Regions from separate parts of the Homo sapiens genome. Here region 1 is linked to region 2. Evidence: chromatin loops called from intact Hi-C (ENCODE). Cell type or tissue: lower leg skin. All regions are shown on one strand. Links, peaks and the distances in the headings refer to the core of each region. The heading gives the core; the rest is flanking DNA.

The links. Peaks named below come from ENCODE experiments on the same cell type or tissue, not always from the same donor. Only the 100,000 strongest peaks of a DNase experiment are listed, where the experiment ranks them.
Region 1: a loop joins it to region 2, with 7 times the contacts of the local background. A loop is called at or near these places in 63 of 110 quality-filtered maps.

What each region holds. Positions count from the first base shown.
Region 1 is chr3:90,180,291-90,188,637 of GRCh38, reverse strand. It overlaps the pseudogene RNU6-712P. Among named protein-coding and RNA genes, the nearest start is that of EPHA3, 1.1 Mb to the right of the region's middle. In lower leg skin, for the core only: no CTCF peak of the experiment used is centred there; no DNase peak of the experiment used is centred there.
Region 2 is chr3:88,200,261-88,208,607 of GRCh38, reverse strand. No RefSeq gene overlaps it. Among named protein-coding and RNA genes, the nearest start is that of C3orf38, 54 kb to the right of the region's middle. In lower leg skin, for the core only: no CTCF peak of the experiment used is centred there; a DNase peak (open chromatin) is centred at 4,862.

The sequences.
Region 1 (8,347 bases), core at 12-8,011, 2.0 Mb before region 2:
GCACAGCAAATGAAACTACCATCAGGGTGAGCAGGTAACCTACAAAATGGGAGAAAATTTTTGCAATCTACCCATCTGACAAAGGGCTAATATCCAGAATCTACAATGAACTCAAACAAATTTACAAGAAAAAAACAAGCCCATCAAAAAATGGGCAAAGGATATGAAAAAACACTTCTCAAAAAAAAGACATTTAGGCAGCCAACAGACACATGATAAAATTCTCATCATCATCTCTGGCCATCAGAGAAATGCAAATCAAAACCACAATGAGATACCATCTCACACCAGTTAAAATGGCGATCATTAAAAAGTCAGGAAACAACAGATGCTGGAGAGGACGTGGAGAAATAGGAACACTTTCACACTGTTGGTGGGAATGTAAATGAGTTCAACCATTGTGGAAGACAGTGTAGCGATTCCTTAAGGATCTAGAACCAGAAATACCATTTGACAGAGGGATCCCATTACTGGGTATATACCAAAAGATTATAAATCATGCTACTACAAAGACACGTGCACACGTATGTTTATTGCAGCACTATTCGCAATAGCAAAGACTTGGAACCAACCCAAATGTCCATCAGTAATAGACTGGATTAAGAAAATGTGGCATATATACACCATAGAATACTATGAAGCCATAAAAAAGGATGAGTTCATGTCCTTTGTAGGGACATGGATGAAGCTGGAAACCATCATTCTCAGCAAACTATCACAAGGACAGAAAACCAAACACCGCATGTTCTCACTCATAGGTGGAAATTGAACAATGAGAACACTTGGACAGGGCAGGAAATATCACACACCGGCACCTGTCCTGGGGTGGGGAGCTGGGGGAGGGATAGTATTAGGAGAAATACCTAACGCAAATGACGAGTTAATGGGCGCAGCAAACCAACATGGCACGTGTATACCTACGTAACAAACCCGCATGTTGTGCACATGTACCCTGGAACTTAAACTATAATAATAATAATAATAATAATAATAATAATAATAAAAAAAACAAAAACATCGAATTCTGGCATACTGAACTGAAACAGACTTTAATTAGGGAACACAGTCATGAACGTGAAGTCAGTGACAGATGCATGGTGTTTGGGAATTTGTGTATGTGGTCCAAATTCACCAATTAAAGTAGGAATAATAACTTTGTGATATGGATCATAATTAAATTTTATATTATTTTCACTAATCTATATGATGTCTTAATTCATCTTAACAGTTTAAAATGTGTATTTTTGTGGTTTTCCATAATGTAGTAATTTTTCGACTGTTTATTCTTAAGTTGTAATCTCTGATTCAAAGCTTCAATGAGACAGAGTCATTTTCATTTCTGATTTTTCTCAAGGACAATCAAGAACTCTTCTCCACTTTATATCTGTGGCTTAAGTTATAACCAGGTAGGATTATTTTTAAATAAAATAATCACAATGGAGTGACAGGTCATTTGGTATATTCTGCTGTGTGTTGCCTAATTGCATTTAATTCATTGTAGAGACAAGAACGCTTAAGCTTGTTTGAAATTTATCACATGGATCCAGGTGAAGGTTCATAACTTCCTGCAGAGGACATGTGTGCACATTCTGAGAAACTAGACAGGGCATGACATGGGTCAATGTGTACATGTGATATGTCCTTCACTCTTCATGAATCCCTTTCATTAGCACCATGGGCTTGATGGGGAGGAACTTCTCAGAGAGAAAGAAGTAAAGCTGAAGCAGCTGATGCAGTAGAATGAGCACTGGCTTAGAAACAGAATTGTTCATTGACACACTGAGAGAAAGAGCTAACACAGAAGACAGCTTAAGATGGTATAGCAGTGTGGAAATGACCTGGGCTCTGGTGACAGAGATCTAGGTTCCCCTTCCAGATGATTAGCTGTGAGTGAGCTATTATTCTTTAAGTTTCAGCTTTGGAATATTTAAAATAGGAATAATATCCACATCAAAGTATCAATGCGACATGTAAATGAGCTATGGCATGTAGAGATTTAAATACAGGGCTTGATATATAATAGGTACTCTGTAAAAAAGTTACCTTTTAAATAGTAATAATATTATATTTAATCATAATATTAAAAACGTTATCTTAAATTATTTTAACCAATAAAACTCCCAATGGCCAAGTTAAAATTGTACTCCTCAATAAATGGTGTAATTGTTAATCACTTTTTAAAATGTCACTTTCAGTTTAAACTCTTTCTGTTCTCAAAGACAAATACACTCTTGCTCAGGAAATCCCTCTGTGTCAGCTAGGGTTTTTCTCACTTTTTTCTCCAAGGTCCAATAAAGGCTCTCTTTGCAGATATTCCCTGTAGCCTGAACTTGGGTAGCTATGTACAATACCGAGTGCCATACCTTGAGCCAAACCATGCACCTTTTCTTTTAAAGGAGAAGGAAACTTCCAAGAGTCGTGGGACTTGGCAGTCATTTGTATACTGTATAATTCTACTAATTTTTATCAGTATCATTACACTTTCTATCAATAAAATGAGTCAACCATATTTACTTTTATTCCACACAAATGGGACTAGAAATAATCTGGCTTATCACTATAAAGAGTTTTGTAATCTTTAGAGTTATGGAGTAATCTTTCTTTTCTATTAAAGTTTATTGAAATACATTTCTTTTACACGAAAATTTATTTTCAAATTCTTAAAAAGGCTGTGAAAAGTTACTATATTAAATGAAAGGAAATCATGAATTGAAACAGAAGAGTTAGATTGAGAGCTATGGTTAAGTGCCATAAAGCAGAGATGTGTGTGCAGACACAAAAATAAAACAGACGTGAAGGAAGAAACAGAGCAGCCATGAGGCTCCAGTGGCCTGGAGAGAGAGTGAGATGATTTGGTTCCAGTTCTTCAAGGGGGATTGGCTGCTCATATTGCTCTTTGTTTGTATCACATAGTCATTGTCTTAGGTTGGGTTCCCCAATCTAAGGAAACGATAAACAAGGCATCTGAAAGATAACTCTCGGCCGGGCGTGGTGGCTCACGCCTGTAATCCCAGCATTTTGGGAGGCCAAGGCGGGTGGATCACGAGGTCAGGAGATCGAGACCATCCTGGCTAACACGGTGAAACCCCGTCTCTACTAAAAATACAAAAAAATAGCCAGGCGTGGTGGCGGGCGCCTGTAGTCCCAGCTACTCGGGAGGCTGAGGCAGGAGAATGGCGTGAACCCAGGAGACAGAGCTTGCAGTGAGCGAGATCGCGCCCCTGCACTCCAGCCTGGGAGAGAGAACGAGAATCCGCCTCGAAAAAATAAAAAAAATAAAAAAAAAAAAAAAAAGAAAGATACTCTTTGTGTTAGGTAAATTTCTTCAAAATAAGGAAATATTAGGCTAGGAATTCATATGCAAATAATTTATTAAAGAAGTGTTCCAGGTTAAATTGGCAAGGGAATGAGGGAAGGAGGGGAGGGAAGGTAAGAAGCCAGGGTACCACTTCAAGCAGGGGTGATGCCAGTCTGATTCAGCAGGGAATTTTGGAATGTAAGTTACAAGGCACTGTTTGTCCTGACTTAAGGCAAGGGAACTGGGCTTTCATACTCCCACACCAATGAGTCATTAGCTTGTGACCATCTTGGGAGGCATGGTGGTTGCAAATTCCAAGCATTTCCTCTTCTCTGCTTATGGGGGCAAAGATGCTTCATTTAGCTCAAGGCCCTTCTTCAAAGAGGATGGCTGGAGTGGCATCCGGAACTGTGGCAGAATAAATTTTTTTTATGCCGCGAAGTTTTTGGTAATGTGTTACAGTCGCCATAGGAATCACACAGCGACTATGCCTTTTTATTAAAGAATCAGCAGGCAAAAAACTGCTTTCTCAAATTGCTCACAACTTTCTAAATGCTTCTTCTCAATTTCTATACCAAATTCCATCATGCTCTTTAAATCTTTTTTTTTATTTTAATAAATTTTTAGAACGTGTCATCCTTGCACAGGGGCCACGCTAATCTCTGTATCATTCTAATTTTAGTATATGTACTGCCAAGGCGAACACTAAATCACTTTGAGTAGCACTATACACTTATATCTACAGAATACATACCCTTTTTTTGCATAAACTATCTCAAATGAGTTTCTGTACTTTCAGTCAAAAGAATATTGAGTAAGATTGCTTCCATTCTTCCTTCTCCCTAGAACACAGACTTGTATTTATGAAGCTGGCCAGTGCTCCTTCCTCGATGTTGCCCATAGCTAGATCTTCTGGTTGTCCCTCATCTCTTCATGAGGGTTAAAAATTTAGGACACTTTCATTTGTAGCCCTATCATAAGCAGCTTCCAAGACACTCTTGTTGAACCACATCTAATAATGGTGACTAAATTCAATTTTTCTGGGATTGGCAGGCAATTAAATAATGTGTAGACTGGTCTTAATTGTGGACCTATCTCTTTTCATTATTAAGTCTTTCAAGAGTGTCAAAATTTGGCTAGACTTCTACCTGTTTTAATATATCTATTTACTCAGTTTGTTTTGTTTTCCATAATAGAATCTCATAACCAAAAGAACAGTGCATGTCTAATCTTTAGATTGGATAATCTTCATCTCTACTCAATACATTTTTTCTTTCTTCATTAAAATATTTACTTATTAGTTCATTTCTTTTTCTCTCATATACAAATATCTTTCTTTCCTACTAAAGGTCATGAGAGAAAAGTTATTTTATATGACCATTATAAACTCATGAACATGCAGGAAGTGACTGTATTAAATGGAAGAAAGTTATAAAATTAGTGATAGTTTAAGACCAAAATTTAGACTGATAGTTATGTTTAGGCTGATTTTATATTTGTTGATAACTTTTTATGTTTCATCTAATAAGAAATTTGTGGTGAGTGTTCAATAAAAAAGGGAAAGAAGGAAAGTAAATTAGGATTTTGTCTCTTAAAACTTGTTGGTGTATTTAAATCTTACATTCTGAGATAATATTTTGAAAGGCATTTGGCATTTCTTGAAACAATACGTAAAGATATGGGAGTTGAAATGATACTTCTCTCTCTAAAACTATCAGTTGAAGGCAGAAAATTCATCAGCTCATCTGATACTTTCTAAGGTGAAAGAAGTCATTAATAGAATTATGCTTCCCTGTAGTTTTTGCTATATTTAAATGTTGGAAAGGTTTTATTTCTAGAAAACAATTTAAGGGCTTTACAATATAAGACCTTTTGTATTTAAATCCAGAATCACTCTTTTATCAAATTTTGCTTTTGATTTTCGTGTTCTGACTGGAAGAAAGATTTTAATTTATAAGATATGATTCCATTAAACAATTTCATCATGATTACGATTTGAATGATTACACCCACCCTCAGTATTAGAGATGATACTAAAATTAAGTAGAAGGGAGTTGGACCTCATTTGATCTTGTACTCTTGAAAACAGATGAAATTATCTAAATGACAAAAGTATGATCTTGTGCTGTGTCTTTAACATTTTCAATTTAAATCACTTTGACTTCCCCTGTATCTGCACTTGTATTTGTCTATTTATGCACACAGCTTTTTTTAGTTGCATTAAAAAGGCACTACAGTTATAAAATATCATTTTAACTGTAACTTGTGATTTTGGAAAAAGTTATATAAATAACACAACTTTGGACTTTTGATAGATCTTCTATATGAAATATCCAGAATATTAAACAGGAAATAATAAATATTATTTGCTCCCTGTGGTTTTATCAGCTAGATTGACTTGGTTCTGACTTCAAACACACACCGCCTGGGTCCTCTGGTAAATAAAAGTGCTTGGGTTTACATCTATGGTATATTCCAGCTAACTCTTTTGCTAAGCTCTTTTTGGCAAGATAAAGGCTATCAGCATGAACCAAAACAAATAGCACAGTCTTTTTTTTTTTTCTTGACTTTTCATACCATTTCAAATAAGCTGATGTGTGCTGGATTGACCACACGATGGCAGTACATGAATGTCTTATAAATGAAAGCAAAGTAAAATGACTCTTCAGACTGCGCAATGACCCAAAGTATCCTCTTAAAACACGAATGTGGCCGTGCCCGTTGGCTCGTGCCTGTAATCCCAGCACTCTGGGAGGCCGAAGCGGGAGGATCATGGGGCCAGGAGTTCGAAATCGTCCTGGCCAACATGGTGAAACCCCGTCTCTACTTAAAATACAAAAATCAGCGCGGAGTATGGGGTGCTTGTAGCATCCGAGCTACTTGGGAGCCTGTGGCGGAGGTTGCAGTGAGCCCAGATCCTACCACTGCACTCCAGCCTGGGTGACAGAGCAAGACTCCGTCTCGAAAAATAAATAAATAAATAAATAAATAAATAAATAAATAAATAAATAAATATAAACCCCACAAATGTGTCCCTATTCCACGGAATATCTTTCGTATTGCAAATATTGTCAATTTATGTCCTTAATATTGAGATTTTCCCTTTCACCACAGACTGATAGAATTGTTACTATTCAGTGAAAACAGATATATGTTAAAGACATTGCTTTGATTTTATTTTAATTGAAAGAATGGCCAGGCATATATTATAATCTTTAGGCATAAAGTAGCATTAACCCCTCACTAACTTCTATAGCTCTTGCAAAAATAATAATTTCTAGTGTTTTTCCACTCTACTATTAATGCTCAAGACATCCTTCAAAGGTTACTAATAAACTAAATAACTATTTTAATGATGAAAAATGTAACCTAGATATTAAAATTTCAAGACAAGTGGAAAATCATGGGCATTATCTTTTAGAAGGGGACAGTTTACAGGTCAGTGGTTGAACTCCTATCAACCAAAGTGAAATAAAATCAATAGATAGAAGTACGCATATTTTAAAAGAGAAATGAGGCAACAGAAAGCAAATAAAATATATTTGATTATTTATAAAAGAGTTAAATCTTGTAATCTATATTGTACTCATGAAATGTAGGGACAGAAAACATTTATTCTTATTATTTGTACATTTTCATATTTTTTAAATAATATTCTTATTATTTGTACATTTTCATTTTTCATAGTACATAATCTATATTGTACTCATGAAATGTAGGGACAGAAAACATTTATTCTTATTATTTGTACATTTTGTACTCATGAAATGTAAGGACAGAAAACATTTATTCTTATTATTTGTACATTTTTCATGACACCTTATTTCTTTTTATTGTTGTGTTTTCAAGCAGCTTGTTCAAGTTTTCAAAAATGCTTCAGTTAGTTCTGCCTGTGACAGGTATTCATACTATCCAAGAATTCATTGTATTGAGAAAATATTTCTACCAGTTTTTTGAGGTTGCCCTTTGAATAATAGAAATTCCAAATGTCTATATAATCTAAGTACACCATCTTGCTCTTCTACATTACTTTTGCTTATCTTAAACATAACCAAGCCGAGTTGCATATCCTGTCTTCATTGTTTGACCCTACTTGACATTACGTGTTTCCTGAGCCTTTTTGGGAAAATCAGTTATTGATACAAATTCCTGTAGTTAAAAAAAAATCATCTGGCAATTGAAAACTAAGCACAGAACTCCTAGTTGTCCTGTGGATGCTTCTGAGAATGGACTATCTGTTTCCCTTTACTAACTTACTTGTATGCATAAACTATACCGTATGCAGAATCACAGAGGTTGTCTATTAAAATAAGGAAATCTTGTCTATTCTAATTTTATATTTGGATTAGTCTGTTCTCTATTGTTTAGATTGTTCCCTTAAATCACTTGTGTGTGCAAAAAGTAAAAGCTACAGAGAAAGGACTCACAGAAAATTGTACCCTTCCTCTTATCTCCTTTCTCTGCCTCATTCATCCTTTCATTTCCTTTTCTCTCTCCTCTCTGCTCCCTTTTTCTTAAATTGGAATTCTAGTTTCTCAAAGACAGATGAGAATTATAGGAAATACGGAAGGAAATGCACTATTATCAAATTACAGCCTCAAGGGATACAGTAATAAACATCAATCTGAAGTTATTTGGGAATAGATTGCATGGTTATTATGGGCACACGCAAACTGTATGTAAATAAACTTGTGACCCACTTACGTACTGGTCTTGGAAGTCATATCTCACTTCTTAAATGCTGCTTAGTCTGACTATCTTGAAATTTCCCTATCCTCAGCATGAAAGGTTATCCCCATTAAAAATAATATCAATATTTTCATTTCAATAGCTTTAAATATGGAGCCAAAATAACCATATGTGAACTGTTGCTTCATCCTGTCATCCTCACCTATTTGGTCATGATAATTACACCACTGTAACCAGCTTGAATTTTCTTTTAGTTCTAATTCTAAAATGATCCATGTTACTATGATGAATATGTGTTTTTATGGAGCTGGCTCCATTTCCTCATCCTTAGGATTGGGTGATTGTGTTTCCTCTCGGGAT
Region 2 (8,347 bases), core at 243-8,242:
ACCTTAACCCAGAAAAAATAATCAATATAAAGTGACCAAGGAATTACAGAGATGATTAAATTACTAGACAAAAACTTTAAAACAGCTATAATGAATATTATAAATATGCTCAGAATTGGCTGGGCACAGTGGCTCACGCCTGTAATCTCAGCACTTTGGGAGGCCAAGGCGGGTGGATCACGAGGTCAGGAGATGGAGACCATCCTGGCTAACACGGTGAAACCCCGTCTCTACTAAAAATACAAAAATTAGCCGGGCGTGGTGGCGGGCGCCTGTGGTCCCAGCTGCTCAGGAGGCTGAGGCAGGAGAATGGCCTGAACCCGGGAGGCCGAGCTTGCAGTGAGCCCATATCGTGCCACTGCACCCCAGCCTGGGCAACAGAGAGAGACTCTGTCTCAAAAAAAAAAATGCTCAGAGTTTAAAAGAACATAACTATAATAAGGAAAGAAAAGGGAGATGTAAAAAGTAATCAAATGAGATGGAAATGAAAAGTACATTATTTGTAATAAAAATTTCACTGGTAGGGTTGACAGCAGATTAAACTGGAAAAAAACAATGAATAGAGCGTCACTTTCCTGTGGTACAATATCAAGCAGTCGAAGCTACATGTTACTGGAGTCTCAAAAAAAGGAAGTGTGGAAAGAGGTGTGGAATGAAAATAATATTTGAAGAAATAATTGGAGAATTTTTCTCAAATTTGATTCAAAAAAAACTATAAACCCAGAGATTCAAAAAGCTTAGGCCCAACACAGTGGCTCACACCTGTAATCCTAGCAATTTGGGAGGCCAAGGCAGGTGGATCACCTGAAGTCAGGAGTTCAAAACCAGCCTGGCCAGCATGGTGTGACCCCAATCTCTACTAAAAATACAAAATTAGCCAGACCTGGTGGTGCATGCCTGTAATCCCAGCTACTCGGGAGGCTGAGGCAGAAGAATTGCTTGAACCTGGGAGGTGGAGGTTGCAGTGAGCCAAGTTCTTGCCATTGCACGCCAGGCTGGGCAACAAGAGTGAAACTGCGCCTCAAAAAAAAAAAAAAAAAAAAAAGGCTTAACAAATCCCAAGCAAAAAAAAATTTTTTGAAGAAAACTACTCTGAGATTATTATAATTAAATTGCTGAAAACAAGTGATAAAGGGAAAACCTTAAAAGCAGCCAAAGATGGGGAAAAGACATGATGGCAGGGGGAAGATAAGAATTATCAGAAATAAGAGAATGATGCTACATCTTTAAAATGCCAAAAGAAAAAACAATCAACGTAGAATTCTATACTTACAATAAATATCTTTCAAAATTAAAAGTGAAATGAAGAACTTCTTTTAAAGAATAGCTGAGAAAATTCATAGCGAACAGACATGAAGTAGGAAAAAACGATAAAGGAAGCTCTACAGACAGAAAAAAAAATTATACTAGATGAAAACGTGAATCTACGCTAAGGCAAGAAGAGCATCGAAAGTGATTAGTGCAACAGTTTGGATGTTTGTCCCCTCCACATCTCATGTTGAAATCTGATCCCCAATGCCGGAGGTGGGGCCTAAGGAGAGGTGTTTAGGGAATGGGATGATTTCTTCATGAATAAATTAAGTCCCCTCCCTGCTGGGGAGAAAGGAATGAGTGAGTTCTGGCTCTATTAGTTCCTAAAGAGCTCGTTGTTAAAAAGAGCCTCCTAGGTTGGGCGCGGTGGCTCACGTCTGTAATCCCAGCACTTTGGGAGGGATTACACAAGGCGGGTGGATCACCTGAGGGATCCATGAGGCTGGTGGATCACCTGAGGTCGCGAATTCAAGACCAGCCTGACCAAAATGGAGAAACCCCGTCTCTACTAAAAATACAAAAATTAGCCGGGCGTGGTGGCTCATGCCTGTAACCCCAGCTACTCCGGAGGCTAGGCGGAGAATGGCAGGAACTCGGGAGGCGGAGGTTGCACTGAGCCGATATCGCTCCATTGCACTCCAGCCTCGGAGCGAAACGCCGTCTCAAAAAAAAAAAAAAAAAAAAAAAAAAAAAAAAAAAAGAGCCTCGTGCCTTCCTCCCCTCTCTCCTGCTTCCTCTCTCACCATACGATCTGCACACACCAGCTTCCCTTCTCTTTCCACCATGAGTGGAAGCAGCCTGAGGTCCTCACCACATGCTGATGCTGGCGCCATGCTTCTTGTACAAGCCTGAAGAACCATGAGCCAAATAAACTTATTTTCTTTGTAACAATGACCCAGGCTTAGAGATACCTTAATAGAAATACTAAACGGGCTAAGACAGTAAATATGTGGGTAAATACAAAAGACCTTTATCTCAAATTTAATTTCTTTAAAATATAGTTTTAAAAAACGTTAATCAATTAATCACCCTAAACCTGTTTGTTTGTTTGTTTTTGAGACAAGGTCTGGCTCTGTCAGGCAGGCTGGAGTGCAGTGGCCCAATCTCAGCTCACAGTAACCTCTGCTTCCTGGGCTCAAATGATTCTCCCTCAGCCTCACAAGTAGCTGGGATTACGGCCACCACCCCCGGCTAATATTTTTGCAGACAGGGTTTTGCCCTGTTGCCAAGGCTGGTCTCGAACTCATGTTCTCAAGTGATCCATGGCCTTGGCCTCCCAAAGTGCTGTGATTACAAGCATGACCTACCCATCCAGTCAGACCTGTTTATTTTAAACAAATTTCTCACGCATCTATTTCTGTAAATGATCTACTTTCTCTCCTGATGGTAGATTGCAAGTGGAGTCATTTTATTCTTATCATTAATATCTACTATACATTATTCTCTTTGTTGTTCATTTAAGTTCTAGCTCTGCAGCAGATTAGTGTAGATGGTATTTAGCTCACCAAAAAGACATGTAACCAATTCTGATGAACCCTCAGTCACTTCAACACGTAACCATCACTCTACAAGACACACTGTGTGGTAAGAAATGTACTGGAATTCTCGGACACTGCGTAAGCCTGGAAAATAGTCTGCGCAGTGATGTAGCAAATTCATTCGATAAGGGAGGGGCCTAGGCTTCCTCACTGTGCCAAAAGATATTCCGTTGAGCTTAAAGGACCTATATTCCTTCCAATTATATATTGAACACAATGTTTGAGGGGTTTTTGGTTCTTTTTTCCTCCTGAATGGTAAATATAATAAACATTGAAAAAATACAGTTTAATACTATACTAATTCTTTTTTAGATAAAGGTAAATTCTTTTCAACTATCAAATTACACAAACTCAATGGTGAATGGCGAGTGATGTTGCAATATAAAAGTAGAACATTATCACCAGAATCAAATACATTTTCAAGGGAGTGAGTGTGTGTGTGTTTGTATGTGTGTGTGTGCACGCTTTAACTGAAAAGCTCTATACCTTACACTTCAAGCATCCCATGTCCAAGGTTTTCTTGGGAAAAAAATATAAAACCAAAGAAAAAATAAAGCTCATAAAAAATCCTTAAAGATTTTAATGTTAGGATTGGAATTTACATAGTTTATAGTATGACAAAAAAACCTGATCTTCTTGCTCTCCTTCTCATAAACCTTCCAACAGCTTCCCACAGGACTAGGAATAAAATCTATGATCCTTGTCATTTCACTCATGGATGGGCCTGGTTGTTTTGGCCCCTGCTAATCCAGCAAGTCGTCTGCTACTCTCCTTCCACCCTTCTCAGAAACGTTTAAGCCCTATTAACTTGGTAACATTGTTTCAGTTTCTTGATTTGGCCAAACTCCCCTCAGAACCTACTCAAATGCTGTTCTTTCTGCCTGGAAACGTTCTTTACCTGGTTAGCCTTCTTTTCATCTCCCTCTCTCCTCTCTTCCCATCTGAATCAGCTTATACTATTTCAATGTATCTTCATTAAGTTAACCACAGGTAGTAATTATGGATTTGTTATTATAGCTTTTTAATGTCACTCTGCTCCACTACGCAAGTATCAAGTATATTTTGTCTATCTCTGCATATCCAGAAAGAGTGTCTGGCACAGAGTAGGCACTTCACATTTGTGGAGTGAATGAACAGCTAGCTTTGCACATGAATTCATGAATGCTGTTTACAACAAGTGTCATTTCATTCTTGGATGAAACTCACGAACTGTGGTGGTATTTGCTATTATTCCATATGTCCAAGTGGATCCTTCAAAAGCATTATATATTGAAATTGGTTTATTTAGCATTACATAAATTCCTTGTTTGTTTTTCAAACTTTTTTATTTTTAATTTTTGTGATTACATAGTAGATGTATATATTTATGGGGTACATACAATGTTTTGATACAGGCATGCGATGTGAAATAAGCACACCATGGAGAATGGGGTATCCATCCTCTCAAGCATTTATCTTGTGTGTTACAAACACTCCAATTATGCTCTTTTAGTTATTTTTAAATGTACCATTAAACTATTAATGACTACAGTCACCCTGTTGTGCTATCAAATGGTAGGGCTTATTCATTCTTTTTAACTATTTTTTGTACCCATTAATCATCCCCACCACCCTCTCAGCCCCCCACTACCCTTCCCAGTCTCTGGTAACCATCCTTCTACTCTCTATGTCCATAAGTTTAATTGTTTTGAATTTTAGATCCCACAAATGAGTGAGAAACTGCGATGGTACATGGATTCCCTGTTAGAGTATGGAGGATACAACAGTTAAAAGTATCATGTTACATGTGAACATTTAGAGGTGCCAGATGCATACAAATTCTAAAGTTCTCTACCAACAACAACAGAAGTGTGCCACACACACTTATGAAATTATGCTAGAAAATAAAAACCCTAGTTTATCATAAGGTATTATTAAATGGAAAGGAAAGTCAGCGCAGGCAGTGGAAATTCATGTTTCAAGTGTGAGAACTCAGCAGTCCTTCAGCAGGGCAAGGTGAATCTGTGCTGCAACATCGCCACACTGTGGCCAGATCCAGAATCGTTTACTACTCTGTGGGAATACATGGTTTTCAGGCCGTAAGGGTAAATGTCCAAGCATTTACTCAACACTAAACAGAACTAATTTAAATAGTCCCCTGAAAATTAATCTTAGTCCAAAACTGTATTCGTGTCCCTCAATCATGGTGGCTTAATATAATGTTGGCACAGTTTACTGTGGTTTCTTTTCTAATGGTCCATACCTTTTATCCCACACATAACCAAAAGCAATTTTTCAATTAAAATAAATTATTTAGAAGGAAAAAAAATGAAAACTACACTGTACAACGGGAAACGATACTACATCTCTCTTCCGCTATTCTAGCACTAAGTTCCTTTATTAACCATTACTTACTTCCCCCCAAATTTATCTGATCTTCAATAACCTAAGATGCTAATCTGAGTTAAGTTTAAATCGTATGCAGTATTTTTCAAAACCTTGTGCCATTAGATTGAATATCTAAGATTTACTGTTTTCATATATACTAGCTTCAAGGTGCCTTTGTAGATAACCCTCTTTTTCTGGCATTGAGTGAGAAGTATAGTCATTTCCTAAATGAAGAAAAAAGGGGGGAAAACAGCTGAATTTTCCAATCCTCCTATCATGCCTTTTTGACAATAAAATGGCAGCAATTTATTTTGTTTGAAGTGAACTCTCACAGCAACTGGCACTTGATGATGGGTTTAACTGCTTTATTTCAAATATATTAATCTATAAAATCCCTTGATTGGCTTTTCTGTTGCTAATCTTATCATGTAATGAAGAAAAGGCATTTCATTGATGAAAATCATTTAATCATTTTTCCTTCATCCAGCACTGACAACTTTCTATGTTAGATTCTTTTTCTTGTTGTTGTTGTTGTTGAGACAAAGTCTCTCTGTCACCCATGCTGGAGTATAGTGGTGCCATCTCGGCTCACTGCAGCCTCTGCCTCCTGGGTTCAAGCAATTCTCCTGCCTCAGTGTCTCAAGTAGCTGGAGTTACAGGTGTGCTCCACCACGCCTGGCTAATTTTTGTATTTTTAGTAGAGACATGGTTTCACCATGTTGGCCAGACTGGTCTCAAACTCCTGGCCTCAAGAGATCCACCCATCTCAGCCTCCCAAAGTGCTGGGATTACAGGTGTGAGCCACCATGCCCAGTCTCTATGTTAGATTCTACAGATGGCACAGCAAAGATTTTCCCCAGGTATGTGTGTTCTAGAGGACAAGAACAATGTTATCGCTTGATGATTTCTCATCAGTTCCTAATATGATGTCCATAATGAAAATCTAGTATTTAGAATGACTGAAATAGGCAAGTAACTTATGTGTTTGTCCTTGTAACTATATAACATTCAATCATGTACCATGTGTTAACATGCCATGTGACTTTTACCTAGTCTCCTAATGTTTCTGAGATTCTTATTCCTCCTGTGTCAAATGATGTGCATTAATTTTCTCCAAAGCCTCTTCTAGATTTAAGATTTTATGATTATTCTGCATGTGAACATCGTAATTGAGCAAATATATATTTTCATCTTTTATTTTATTTATTTATTTGAGACAGGGTCTCACTTTGTCATCCAAGCTGGGGCAAAGTCGTGCCATCATAGCTCACTGCAGCCTTGACCTCCCAGGCTCAAGCGATCCTCCCACCTCAGCCTCCTGAGTAGCTGGGACTACAGATGCACACCACCACACCCAGCTAATATTTTAATATTTTGTAGAGACTAGTTCTTGCTATGTTGACAAAGCTGGTCTCAAACTCTTGGGCTCAAGTGATCCTCCTGCCTCAGCCTCCCTAAGTGCTGGGATTACAGGGGTCAGCTACTGCACCTGGCCTATAACTGAGCAAATAAAAATGTTTAAACTAAATGCCAAATATTTAGGATTCATTACGACAATTTTAGAGCACTACTTTAAGGAGAAAGCATGTCTGTAAAGACATGAATTAGATCATATAAATGTTCCAGATAAAGGACTTCAGTACATGAAATACCAAGTGATATTGTTGTATCTGCGGGACTAGCTACATTATGTGCTTGAAAGACTGATGACTAGTTAAAAAGAAAAAAGTAAACTAATTCCATTAATTCAACGGACGTAGCTAAAATAAATAAACATATTAGGCATTATCACTAAAATCACTGTAGCAAAGTCGTATCTAAAACCCAGAAACTTTGGAAGATGCCTCTGTCAATGGAAAAAATGAAACTAGACTGTTTGAATACAGTTCATTCATCCTGTGACTATTTCTGGAAACAATTGTTTGGTAAATGCCCAGGAGGTGAGAAAAATCTCTGAAAGAGTGATAAATAGGAAGGGAAGTAAAAAACAATCAAAAATTGGAACCAAATGTCACAATTAATTAAAATAGCCTTAGAAATACTGTTTCGAAACTAAGTTATACCTAGAACTCGAGTACTTTTTAACGGCACACCACATTCTGTTAAAACCACTCTCTCAATAAGTACCAGCGACCTACAAATCATTAAAGATAATCATTCCAGAAGGTTCTATTCCCACCAGTATTTTCTTCATTTTTCCTTTGGATGGAATTATAACTATATAACTTCTAATATCACCATTGAGCAGATACATGGTTCTCAGTTACTTTCTCAGTATCTCTGTTGGGATTGTACCAAACTCATGTTTAAAGCTTAACTCATTATCTTTCTTTTCAAAACCAGTGTATCCAGATATTTGTTTCTATTAACACTGTAACTATTCCACCATTTCACCTCAAAAGCTTAGAGTTATCTAAGAATCTTATATGCTGTTATAGTTTGGATGTATGTCCCCTCCAAATCTCATATTGAAATGAGATCCCCAGTGTTGAAAGTGGGGCCTGGTGGGAGATATTTGGGTTATGGGACTGGATTGTTCATGAATGGCTTGGTGCCTTCCCATGGTAATGAACGAGTTCTCACTCTGTTAGTTCACAAGAGAGCTGATTGTTTTGAGACTGGGACCTCCCTCCTTTCTCTCTTGTGTTCTCTCTTGCCAAGTAATACACTCGCTGCCCCTTTGACTTCAGCTATGACTGGAAACTTCCTGAGGCTGTCACCAGAAACAGATGCCAGCACTATGTTTCCTGTATAGGCTGTAGAACTATGAGCCAAAGAACTCTTTTTTTAATATATAGAGTACCCAGCCTCGGGTATTCCTGCATGGCACTGCAAAACAGACTAACACTCATGTCTTTCCCACACCCTGATCTTTCTTGTTCTTATCTCAATACTATTTCTATTTCTCACTCCCATCTTTTCTTTCCCGCTTTTTGGTGCCATCATTCTAGCCATGGTTACCTCTCCATTGTCTCTTGCCTGGAATATTGTAGTAGTTCCCTAAGTGTGCATCATACCAGACTCAGCATTGTTATATCTCAAGGCTTGACTTACTTGATATCATTTAAGTATTTTTAAATCACAAACCAATTCATGTAATTCTATGCTAAAAATCCCTAAATGTCTTCCCA